Regions from separate parts of the Homo sapiens genome. Here region 2 is linked to region 1. Evidence: chromatin loops called from intact Hi-C (ENCODE). Cell type or tissue: ovary. All regions are shown on one strand. Links, peaks and the distances in the headings refer to the core of each region. The heading gives the core; the rest is flanking DNA.

The links. Hi-C counts contacts between places; a loop is a spot of excess contacts. Peaks named below come from ENCODE experiments on the same cell type or tissue, not always from the same donor. Only the 100,000 strongest peaks of a DNase experiment are listed, where the experiment ranks them.
Region 2: it touches region 1 in a loop (8-fold over the local background); 2 of 110 quality-filtered maps call a loop at or near these places.

The regions. Positions count from the first base shown.
Region 1 is chr12:46,249,123-46,254,799 of GRCh38, forward strand. The region is part of intron 1 of SLC38A1 (solute carrier family 38 member 1); the gene reads right to left. Among named protein-coding and RNA genes, the nearest start is that of SLC38A1, 17 kb to the right of the region's middle. In ovary, for the core only: no CTCF peak of the experiment used is centred there; no DNase peak of the experiment used is centred there.
Region 2 is chr12:46,979,297-46,984,973 of GRCh38, forward strand. No RefSeq gene overlaps it. Among named protein-coding and RNA genes, the nearest start is that of PCED1B, 97 kb to the right of the region's middle. In ovary, for the core only: no CTCF peak of the experiment used is centred there; no DNase peak of the experiment used is centred there.

The DNA.
Region 1 (5,677 bases), core at 282-5,281:
TCCAGACAGGGTGATAGAGTGAGACTCCGCCTCAAAAAAAAAAAAAAAAAAAAGAAACTCACTCAAAACCGCACAACTACATGGAAACTGAGCAACCTGCTCCTGAATGACTACTGGGTAAATAACAAAATGAAGGCACAAATAAATATGTTCTTTGAAGCCAATGAGAACAAAGACACATCATACCAGAATCTCTGGGACACATTTAAACCAGTGTGTAGAGGGAAATTTATAGCACTAAATGCCCACAAGAGAAAGCAGGAAAGAGCTAGAAACAACACCCTAACATCACAATTAGAGGAACTAGAGAAGCAAAAGCAAACAAATTCAAAAGCTAGCAGAAGGTAAGAAATAACTAAGATCGGAGCAGAATTGAAGGAGATAGAGATACAAAAAAACCCTTCAAAAAATCAATGAATCCTGGAGCTGGTTTTTTGAAAAGATCATCACAATTGATAGACCACTAGCAAGACTAATAAAGAAGAAAAGAGAGAAGAATCAAATAGATGCAATAAAAAATGATAAAGGGGATATCACCACCAATCCCACAGAAATACAAACTACCATCAGAGAATACTATAAACACCTCTACACAGATAAACCAGAAAAATCTAGGAAAAATGGCTGAATTCCTGGGCACATACACCCTCTCAACACTAAACCAGGAAGAAGTGGAATCTCTGAATAGACCAATAACAGGCTGTGAAATTGAGGCAATAATTAATAGCCTACCAAGTAAAAGAAGTCCAGGACCAGACAGATTCACAGACGAACTCTACCAGAGGTACAAAGAGGAGCTGGTACCATTCCTCCTGAAACTATTCTAATTAATGGAAAAAGAGGGAATCCTCCCTAACTCATTTTATGAGGCCCTCATCATCTGATACCAAAGCCTGGTAGACACACAACAAAAAAAGAGAATTTTAGGCCAATATCCCTGATGAACATTGATGTGAAAATCCTCAATAAAATACTGGCAAATAAAATCCAGGAGCACATCAAAAGCCTTATCCACCACAATCAAATTGACTTCATCTCTGGGATGCAAGGTTGGTTCAACATACGCAAATCAATAAACCTAATCCATCACATAAACAGAACCAACCACAAAAACCACATGATTATCTCAATAGATGCAGAAAAGGCCTTCGACAAAATTCAACAGCGCTTCAGGCTAAAAACTCTCCATCAACTGGGTATTGATGGAACGTTTCTCAAAATAACAAGAGCTATTTATGACAAACCCACAGCCAATATCATACCAAATGGGCACAAACTGGAAGCATTCCCTTTGAAAACTGGCACAAGACAGGGATGCCCGCTCTTACCACTCCTATTCAACACAGTGTTGGAAGTTCTGGCCAGGGCAATCAGGCAAGAGAAAGAAATAAAGTGTATTCAATTAGGAAAAGACAAAGTCAAACTGTCCCTATTTGCAGATGACATGATTGTATATTTAGAAAACCCCTTCATCTTAGCCCAAAATCTCCTTAAGCTGATAAGCAACTTCAGCAAAGTATCAGGATACAAAATCAATGTGCAAAAATCACAACCATTCCTATAAACCAATAACAGACAGACAAACAGAGAGCCAAATCATGAGTGAACTCCCATTCACAATTGCTACAAAGAGAATAAAATACCTAGGAATCCAACTTACAAGGGATGTGAAGGACCTCTTCAAGGAGAACTACAAACTACTGCTCAACGAAATAAAAGAGGACACAAACAAATGGACTAACATTCCATGCTCATGGATAGGAAGAATTGATATTGTGTAAATGGCCATACTGCCCAAGGTAATGTATAGATTCAATGCCATCCTCATCAAGCTACCAATGACTTTCTTCACAGAATTGGAAAAAAAACTACTTTAAAGTTCATATGGAACCAAAAAAGAGCCCACATTGCCAAGACAATCTTAAGCAAAAAGAACAAAGCTGGAGGCATCATGCTACCTGACTTCAAACTATGCTACAAGGCTACAGTAATCAAAACAGCATGGTACTGGTACCAAAACAGATATATGGACCAATGGAACAGAACAGAGGCCTCAGAATTAACACTACACATCTACAACCATCTGATCTTTGACAAACCTGACAAAAGCAAGAAATGGGGAAAGGATTCACTATTTAATAAATGGTGCTGGGAAAACTGACTAGCCATGTGTAGAAAGCTGAAACTGGATCCCTTCTTGACACCTTATACAAAAATTAATTCAAGATGGATTAAAGACCTAAGTGTTAGACCTGAAACCATAAAAACCCTAGAAGAAAGCCTAGGTAATACCATTCAGGACATAGGCATGGGCAAGGACTTCATGACTAAAACACCAAAAGCAATGGCAACAAAAGCCAAAATTGACAAATGGGATCTAATTAAACTAAAGAGCTTCAGCACAGCAAAAGAAACTACCATCAGAGTGAACAGGCAACCTACAGAATGGGAGAAAATCTACCCATCTGACAAAGGGCTCATATCCAGAATCTACAAAGAACTTAAATAAATTTTCAAGAAAAAAACAAACAACCCCAGCAAAGAGTGGGCAAAGGATATGAACAGACACTTCTCAAAAAAGACATTTATGGAGCCAACAGACACATGGAAAAAATGCTCATTATCACTGGTCATCAGAGAAATGCAAATCAAAACCACAATGAGATACCATCTCACTCCAGTTAGAATGGCGGTCATTTAAAAAGTCAGGAAACAACAGAGGCTGGAGAGGATGTGGAGAAATAGGAATGCTTTTACACTCTTGGTGGGAGTGTAAATTAGTTCAACCATTGTGGAAGACAGTGTGGCAATTCCTCAAGGATCTAGAACCAGAAATACCATTTGACCCAGCAATCCCATTACTGGGTATATACCCAAAGGATTATAAATCTTGCTACTATAAAGACACATGCACACGTATGTTTATTGTGGCACTATTCACAATAGGAAACACTTGGAACCAACCCAAATGTCCATCGATGATAGACTGGATTAAGAAAATGTGGCACATATACACCATGGAATACTATGCAGCCATAAAAAAGGATGAGTTCATGTCCTTTGAAGGGACATGAATGAAGCTGGAAACCATCATTCTCAGCAAACTCTCACAAGGACAGAAAATCAAACACTGCATGTTCTCACTCATAGGTGGCATTGAACAATGAGAACAGTTGGACACAGGGAGGGGAACATCACACACCGGGGCCTGTCACAGGGTGGGGGCCTGGGGGAGGGATAGCATTACGAGAAATACCCAATGTAAATGACGAATTAATGGGTGCAGCAAACCAACATGGCACATGTATATATATGTAACAAACCTGCACGTTGTGCACATGTACCCTAGAACTATAATATATATACCCTAGAAGTATAATAAAATATATATATTCATTCTTTATTAATAAATAAATGCTAATTAATTTATTTAAAAATAATTACATGAATGAATTAATTAATATAGATTTGGTATAAATGTTAGAAAATACAATTTTTCAAATGGAATAAAACAACCAAAAAGAAAAAAGTTCACCTGTTATCTCAGCAAGCAGAGATGATCACTCATATATATATATAATTGTTGTATGGCCTTCCATGGTTTTTCTATGCACATAGAAATGTTCTTTCTATGTTCGTTGCAGCATTATTCACAATAGCCAAGATATGGAAACAATCTAAGTGCCCATGGATGTGAATGGATAAGAAACACAGGCACATATAAAATAAAATGTTATTCAACCTTAAAAAAGAAGGGGATCCTCTCATTTGCCACAACCTGGATGAATCTGGAGGACATAATGGTAAGTAAAACAATCCAGAAACAGAAAGAAAAATACTGCATGATCTCATGTATACATGGTATCTTTTTTTGAAAAAAAAAAAAAAAAAGTCTGATACACAGACATAGAGAATAAAACAGTTGTTATAAAGAGTTTGGGGAGGAAATGTGGAGATGTAGGTCAAAGGATATGAAGTTGCAGATGTGTAGGATGAATAAGTCTAGGGAGCAAATGTACAACATGAGGACTGTAGTTAATACAGTTTGAGTATTTCTTATCAAAAATGTTTGGGACCAGAAGTGTTACAAGAAAGGGGTCCTGATCTGGACCCCAAAAGAGGGTTCTTGGATCTCAGGAAAGAAAGAATTCAGGGCAAGCCCAAGGTGCAAAGCAGAAGCAAGATTATTAAGAAAGTAAAGGAATAAAAGAATGGCTACTCCACAGACAGAGCGGCCCCAAGGGCTGCTGGTTGCCCATTTTTATGGTTATTTGTTGATGATATGCTAAACAAAGTGGATTATTCATGCCTCCCCTTTTTAGACCATATAGGGCAACTTCCAGATGTTGCCATGGCATTTGTAAACTGTCATGGCACTGGTGAGAGTGTAGCAGTGAGGACGACCAGAGGTCACTCTCATCACCATCTTGGTTTTGGTGGGTTTTAGCCAGCTTCTTTACTGCAACCTGTTTTATCATTAAGGTCTTTATGACCTGTACTTTGTGCTAACCTCCTATCTCATTCTGTGACTTAGAATGCTTTAACCATCTGGAAATGCAGCTCAGTGGCTCTCAGCCTCATTTTACTCAGCTCCTATTTAAAATGGAGTTGCTCTGGTTCACATGCCTCTGACATTTCCCCCCTCCCTTTTATAAGAGAACCCTTAATCCTAAGGGCTGCACAGGGATGAAAATCCATCTTTAGTAACTTCTTCAGGCTGAATAGGGGTGATGGTATTCCTACCTAACTATGAGAATATCTTGTGTTCAGGGTAGAGACGCGCTCAGTCAGAAAGCATCAGTATGGTGAGGGACATTTATGACTCTTAAGTTCTGACAAAAAGTAATATTTGGAAGATGAATAAGTGTTCAATTTAAGAAAACATTGAGTAAGCTTATCCTTATGCCTATACAGAGTGCCATAGCAATGTATTCCACAAGAGTAAAGCAAAATAAGTAAAAATTATCTCAAGTAAACTAAATTATAAGAAGTTCCAAATTATAAGGGCAACTGTTGGAACCAAGCTGATATGACATTGCTAGATGATTCCAATATGTCCAGAATTGGAATATTGATCCAGATTTTTACATTACTCATCCCTCTTGTTTCTTCTGAGCAGCAGCTAGAGATCACTGGTTGGTTCACAGGAATAAATTGCAGCAACTAACTTAAAAGCAACTGATGAGACTAGAATTTAATAACAAGTGTAGCATAATTCTTGAAACACAGTTTCTCTCTCCAGTTTCCCATTTTTTACTAAAGACAAATCATAGTAACACTGATTTGCTTTATTATACTTGGCCTGATTTTTTGTATAAAGTGCAGCAAGAATAATTATTTTTCACATAAGCCTTTTGTAATTTCGCTTTGATGGAACTCTGCTCCATAGAAGGAATCTCAGATAAGACTTTTTAGAACCAAGCCTTGCAATGAGTTTGAACCCTCAAATACCTATGAGTTGGGTAAATTTCTCTCCTTTTGAGGTCTGTGTAGGCAAGTATGAGGCCAATTCCCCAAAGGGATTTGCTTGGCTTTACAAGTCAGGTTTGATTCCTTAAAGGAAAGCATGCTGTTCCAGTCAAAGCCTTGGTAAAATAACCAGTTTCTCCAATTGTGTCCTGTTACAAAAGAAAACAGATTCTTATTGCACTTATGCAAATAACTATATTGCTAAAAG
Region 2 (5,677 bases), core at 424-5,423, 730 kb after region 1:
GAAGCCAGCATCTGAGAGTGGAGAAGCAGTTTGGACCCAGGTGACTGGCTAAAGTGGCAAATGCAGGGAAACATTTGCGGAATAGAAGAATTAATTGAGGACTCTCAGAAATACTCGGTGAGGGCCCACTCCAGTGGCTCACACCTGTAATCCCAGCACTTTAGGAGGCCAAGGTGGGTGAATTGCTTGAGCTCAGGGCAACACAGCAAAATCCTATCTCTACAAAAAATACAAAAATTAGGCACGATAGCTCACATCTGTAGTCTCAGCTACTTGGGAAGCTGAGGTGGGAGAATCACTCAAGCCTGGGAGATGGAGGTTGCAGTGAGCCAAGACTGTGCTACTATACTCCAGGTTGGGTGACAGAGCAAGATCCTGTGAGAAAGAAAAGGGAAGGGAAGGGAAGGGAAGGGAAGGGAAAGGAAGGGAGGGAGAGAGGGAGGGAGGAGGAAGGGAGGGAGGAAGGAAGGAAGGAAAGAAGGAAGGAAGGAAGGAACAAGGGAGGGAAGGAAGGAAGGAACAAGGAAGGGAGGGAGGAAGGAAGGAAGGAGAAAAGGAGATAATTGATATGTTTAAATATAAAAAAATACTTCGCAAGAGGAACCAGATAACCTGGACTAAAAACAATTGTTCAAGTAGGAACTTGAATTAAATTAATTGGTATTAAAGGAAATATTGATCCTGGAAGGAGGGCTAAGTCATGGGGACATGTGAGATACTGAGGAAGAATGAATGGCTAGAAGGGAAAGGAATGTGGTATTGCTGACTCTGAAGTACCACAGAAAATTTTCTCTTAGCCCTTAAAAGGAAAAGCTGAAAGTTCCAGTCTTATAAAGGGAAAAACACATTGCTAGTTGTAATCTCATTTTCATTTCCTCTCTGTTATGACTGAAATATTGATTAATTATAAATACTGATGCAGAAGAATCAATATTCAGATTTAATAATTAACTATTTAAAAGTTAAAGTATATTCTTCTAAAACACATGCAAAGACCAAAAAAATTCAGGTTTTGTACCCTTACCTTTTCCTTTTTCTTTCTTACTTTATTTTTTTATTTTTTATTTTTTTGAGGTAGGGTCTTGCTCTGTCACCCAGACTGGAGTGCAGTGGTGAGATCACACCCTACTTCAGTCTTGACCTCCTGAGCTGAAAGTGATCCTCCCACCTCAGCCTCCCAAGTAGTTGGGACCACAGGTGCACACCACCATGCCCAGCTAATTTATTTTTACTGTTGGAGAGATAAAGTCTTGCTATGTTGCTCAGGCTGGTCTCAAACTCCTGGACTCAAGCAATCTTACAGCCTCGGCTTCCCAAAGTGCTGGGAGTACAGGCATGAGCCACCACACCTGGCCTGTACTCTTTTCTTTATCACTCTTTTGGTATTGACTAGGTATCTACCCATTTTCCTGTCTTCCGGTCATCTCAACTCAGATGCCTACAAAAAGCCAAAACTGCCTACAGTTTTAAAAATAAAATTAAAATTCTACTTCAGAAAATGCTGCACTATTTTATTTTAAATAAAATTGCATGTTACTTCATGATGATTAGGTCTAACCCAATCAGCAAAAGTCTTCTTAAAATAATAAAATCTGAAGAAAACAAGATGTAAACGCAAGAATACTTATTAGAATTATTAATACGTAATTTTCCTGGAATGCTAATAATCTAAAGTAATCTAAGGAAATGTTTATTTCATCAACTTGTGACTTAATCTAATTACGTTGATTGAAACTGTTAAAACTGTGCCAATAAAAGAAATATTTGTAATGAAATCATGTATTTACTATTTCCATTGTAACTGAACAATGCACAGAAAATTTCCCTCTAAAACACCACTGCCAAGCACTATGGGAACCACTTGTGTCTATTTACCTACAACATCCACGATACAACATCCATCTACAACATCCATTTAACATAAATCATGGATTTCAGAAAAGCTAATGTTTTTAATAAATGAGAATTGATTGTTAAATAAGACAACAGTAAAGCCACCGAAAGGTATATGCAAATTAGTCCATTAAGAGTATTTATTGTTATTTTATGTGAGCACACAGAACTAGAGCTAAAGTTAAAGATGTGAGTAGGGCATATATCATTTCTTCTTCACAAAGCTGACACTCTATCCTGACATTAAACAAGTAAATGTAACAAGTTACACAAAAGTGTATGAGAAGCCCAGATGTGTATAGTATGGAAAGAGGCATCAGTGAAGTGTGGGACAACCTCAAGTGCCCTGATATATGTGTGACCGAAGTCCTTGAATGAGAAGGGAAGAAATATTTAAGGATATAATGTCAGATTTTTTCCAAATTTGCTGAAATTATAAAAACGCATATTCAAGACATTCAACAAATCATAAGCACAAGAAACATGAAGAAAACTACACCAAGGTATACTATAACCAAATTTTCAGAGAAACAATGATAAAACAATAAATGGAAAAACTTTAAAACAACCAGGAGGAATGGGGTGAGGCATTATATACAGAGATAAAGATGATAGCAAGTTGCTAGCCAGAAATGACTCACGTGAGCAGACAGTGGAGCAATATCTTTAAAGTTCTGGAGGGTAAAAGAAAAGCCCTGTCAACTAGGTATAATTTTATATCCAGTGAAGCTATCTTCCAAAAATGAAGGCAAATCACATTTTCATATATACAAAAGGTGGAATAATTTATCACCAAGATATCTGCACTATAAGAAACGTCAAAAGTTTTTCAGGTGAAGGAAAAATTATACCAGAAGTCTGGACCTATATGAAAGAATGAAGAGTCCTAGAAATAATAAATATTTGTATAATAACAATATTTTTTCTTATTAATTAAATTTATTTGAAAGATAAGTGATTGTATGAAGAAAATAATAACAATATATTGTTGGGGTTTATAAAATACAGAGAAATAAAAAGTGCAAAAACAACAGCAGAAAAAAAAGCAAGGGGAGAAATCGAAGTACACAGTTGTATTGTTCTTATACTTTACATGACGTGGTATAACATCACTTTCAGGTAGACTGTGATAAGTTAGAGTTGTGTATCATAAAGCCTAAGGCAACTACTAAAAACACAATAAGGATATGTAGGTAATGAGCTAACAAATTAGATAAAATGCAACCATTAATTTGAAAATTAATTCAAAATAAGACAGAAAAAAAGAGAGAAAAGAGAAAAAAGAGCACATGGTACAAATAATAAAAGCAAGATGGCAGATTTACACACAACCACATCAACTACCACATCAAATTTAAACGGTATAAACATCCCAATTAAAAGGCAGGGATACTTTTTCCTATACGGCAAATTAGACGCTTTTAGCCTGCCTCAGGCATAAAGATTAACTCTGTGACCTTTAATTCAAGAAGGAAAATGAGAATCCACCAGAATTGTAAAGGAAACTCCAGATCCTGGGAAGGCAAATGTGGGCAAACAGCCCCTGTGATGGCATCTGGCTAATAAGTGAGTGAAGCCCCACCACACAAAAGAGGCAGACAGCCTCCCTCTGTGACTCACCTTTCCAATGGGGATTTGAGTAACCAAGGCCAAAGGAGAGCACTTTGTTTCTCCCAAGCCCTGGAGCTAACTTGGGATGAAGATGGAGATGTTGTGAGGGAAAGACACTGGGAAAACCTGAAGCCATTTTATCAGACCTGGGAACAAGAGCAGGACGCCATGTTTTATCCTGGTGCATACAATGTCAGCCATTATTTGGCAATCCGGCAGGATGGCCTCACAGGTATTTTGGTCTCAGGCCAGAGATTGGAGTGCCTGCTCTGAAGTGGGGTAGGGGCCTCCACAGCCAGAACTGTGAAAATCACCTCAGCAGAAGGCATTAGAACTGTACTCTCCACTGTGGCAGGCCTGGGGCAGGAGAGCTGCTACAGCTGCAGTTTCTCCTGGACAATAAGACTTGCAGCTACAGCCAGCTTGGTAACATGGAACCAGTCTCCATGTGCTATTGTTGGGTGCCCCAGCCTGCTCTTCTGAGATTACAGTACAGTGGAGTCCTCTCTGATCCACACCCAGGCAAATCTCCAGGTATTCAGACCACCCTCTCACCTGGATCAGCCACCTGAACCCCTCCAGCCTTCCTGTGCATAGATTGTGCTGCAGTGAAGCCCTCTCCACTCCACGTGTAGGCAGATCTCCAGATATGTGGAGCAACTGCTTGCATGGACTAGCAGTCTCAGTCACCCCACCCTTCCTGTGCAGGGATCCTGTGTGGGTTATGGGGGAATGGGAGGAGGGGGAGTTCTACTTCACACCCAGGCAGATCTCCTGGCATTTGGAGCACTCACTCACCTGGAACAGCAGCTTCACTCCCTGCATTCTTCCTGTGCATAGACCATAGTGCAACTGGGCCATCTCGACTCTACACCCAGGCAGACCTTCAGGCATCCAAAGCACCTGCTTGCCTAGACTGGCAGGCTGAGCCACTCCACCCTTCCTGTGCAATTATCTGGGTGCATAGGGGCCCTCTTTGTTTCAAGCCCAGGCAGATCTCTAGGCTTCAGGAGCACCCAATCTTCTGGATTAGGACTTTAGCCCACCCCATCCCCATGCAGAGAACTTGGGGCCAAGGAGATTTCTCAGCTTCCTGCCTAAACACACTTCTGGGCACTTGGTGGCTGCCCACTGGATTCCCCATTGGCACTGGTACTTGTCCCTGCCATCAAGGGACTTGTAAATGGACCTGCCAGGTCCAGCCTTACACATCTTGCCCCCCACCCCACAGCGTTAAGGGAACTTGGACCACTGTTCACTCTAAGAATCAGCCTACTGCCTAAGGCAACAGAGAGCTTCTCTGTAAACAAAGATCAGGTATATAACCAGATCATTGGCCATAGGCAGCGCTTACAAAAAGCACCATCTACTGGCTTGTGGGTTGAACTGCACAGCCCAATATAAAATCTGCCAACAGAAGTGCCTAGGGATATAAAAGCAAAGTCAAAAGACCCTACCCAGCACTCTCTGCAGTCACACCCCAGGGAGTAAGGGAAAGGGAAAGAAGAAAGAAACAGTAATATCACAGGAGAAGAAGGAAAGAGAAAAAATCCTACCTGGAGGAAAATAGTTACAAAAATTATAACTACAGCATCTCCAGATGAGAAGGAACCAGTGCAAGAATTCTAGCACAACGAAAAATCTGAATGTAATAACACCACTAAAGGATCACACTAACGGCTCCAGCAATTGTCCGTAATGAATATGGAAACTAAGAAATGACAGAGGAAGAATTCAAAGCATGAATTGCAAAGAAGCTGAAGGAGATCTGAGCTAAGGTTGAAAATCAACACAAAGTAACTCCTAAAGCAATTCGGGAAATGCAGGAAGAGATAAACATCTTCAAAAGAAATCAATCATAACTTCTGGAATTTAAAAACTCACTTAAGGAATTTCAAAATACAATTGAACGATTTCTCAATGGACTGAACCAAGCAGAAGAATTTCAGAGCTTAAAGGCTAGTCTTTTGAACTAACTCAGTCAGACAAAAATAAAGAAAAATAATTTTTGAAAATGAAGAGTCTTTGAAAAATATGAGATAATTTAAAGTAACTAAACCTATAAATTATCACCATTCCTGAAAAAAACGGAGGAAAAGAAAACAACCTGGAAAATATATTTGAGGGAATAATTCAATATTGTTTTCCTAGTCTTGCTAGAGAAGCAAATATC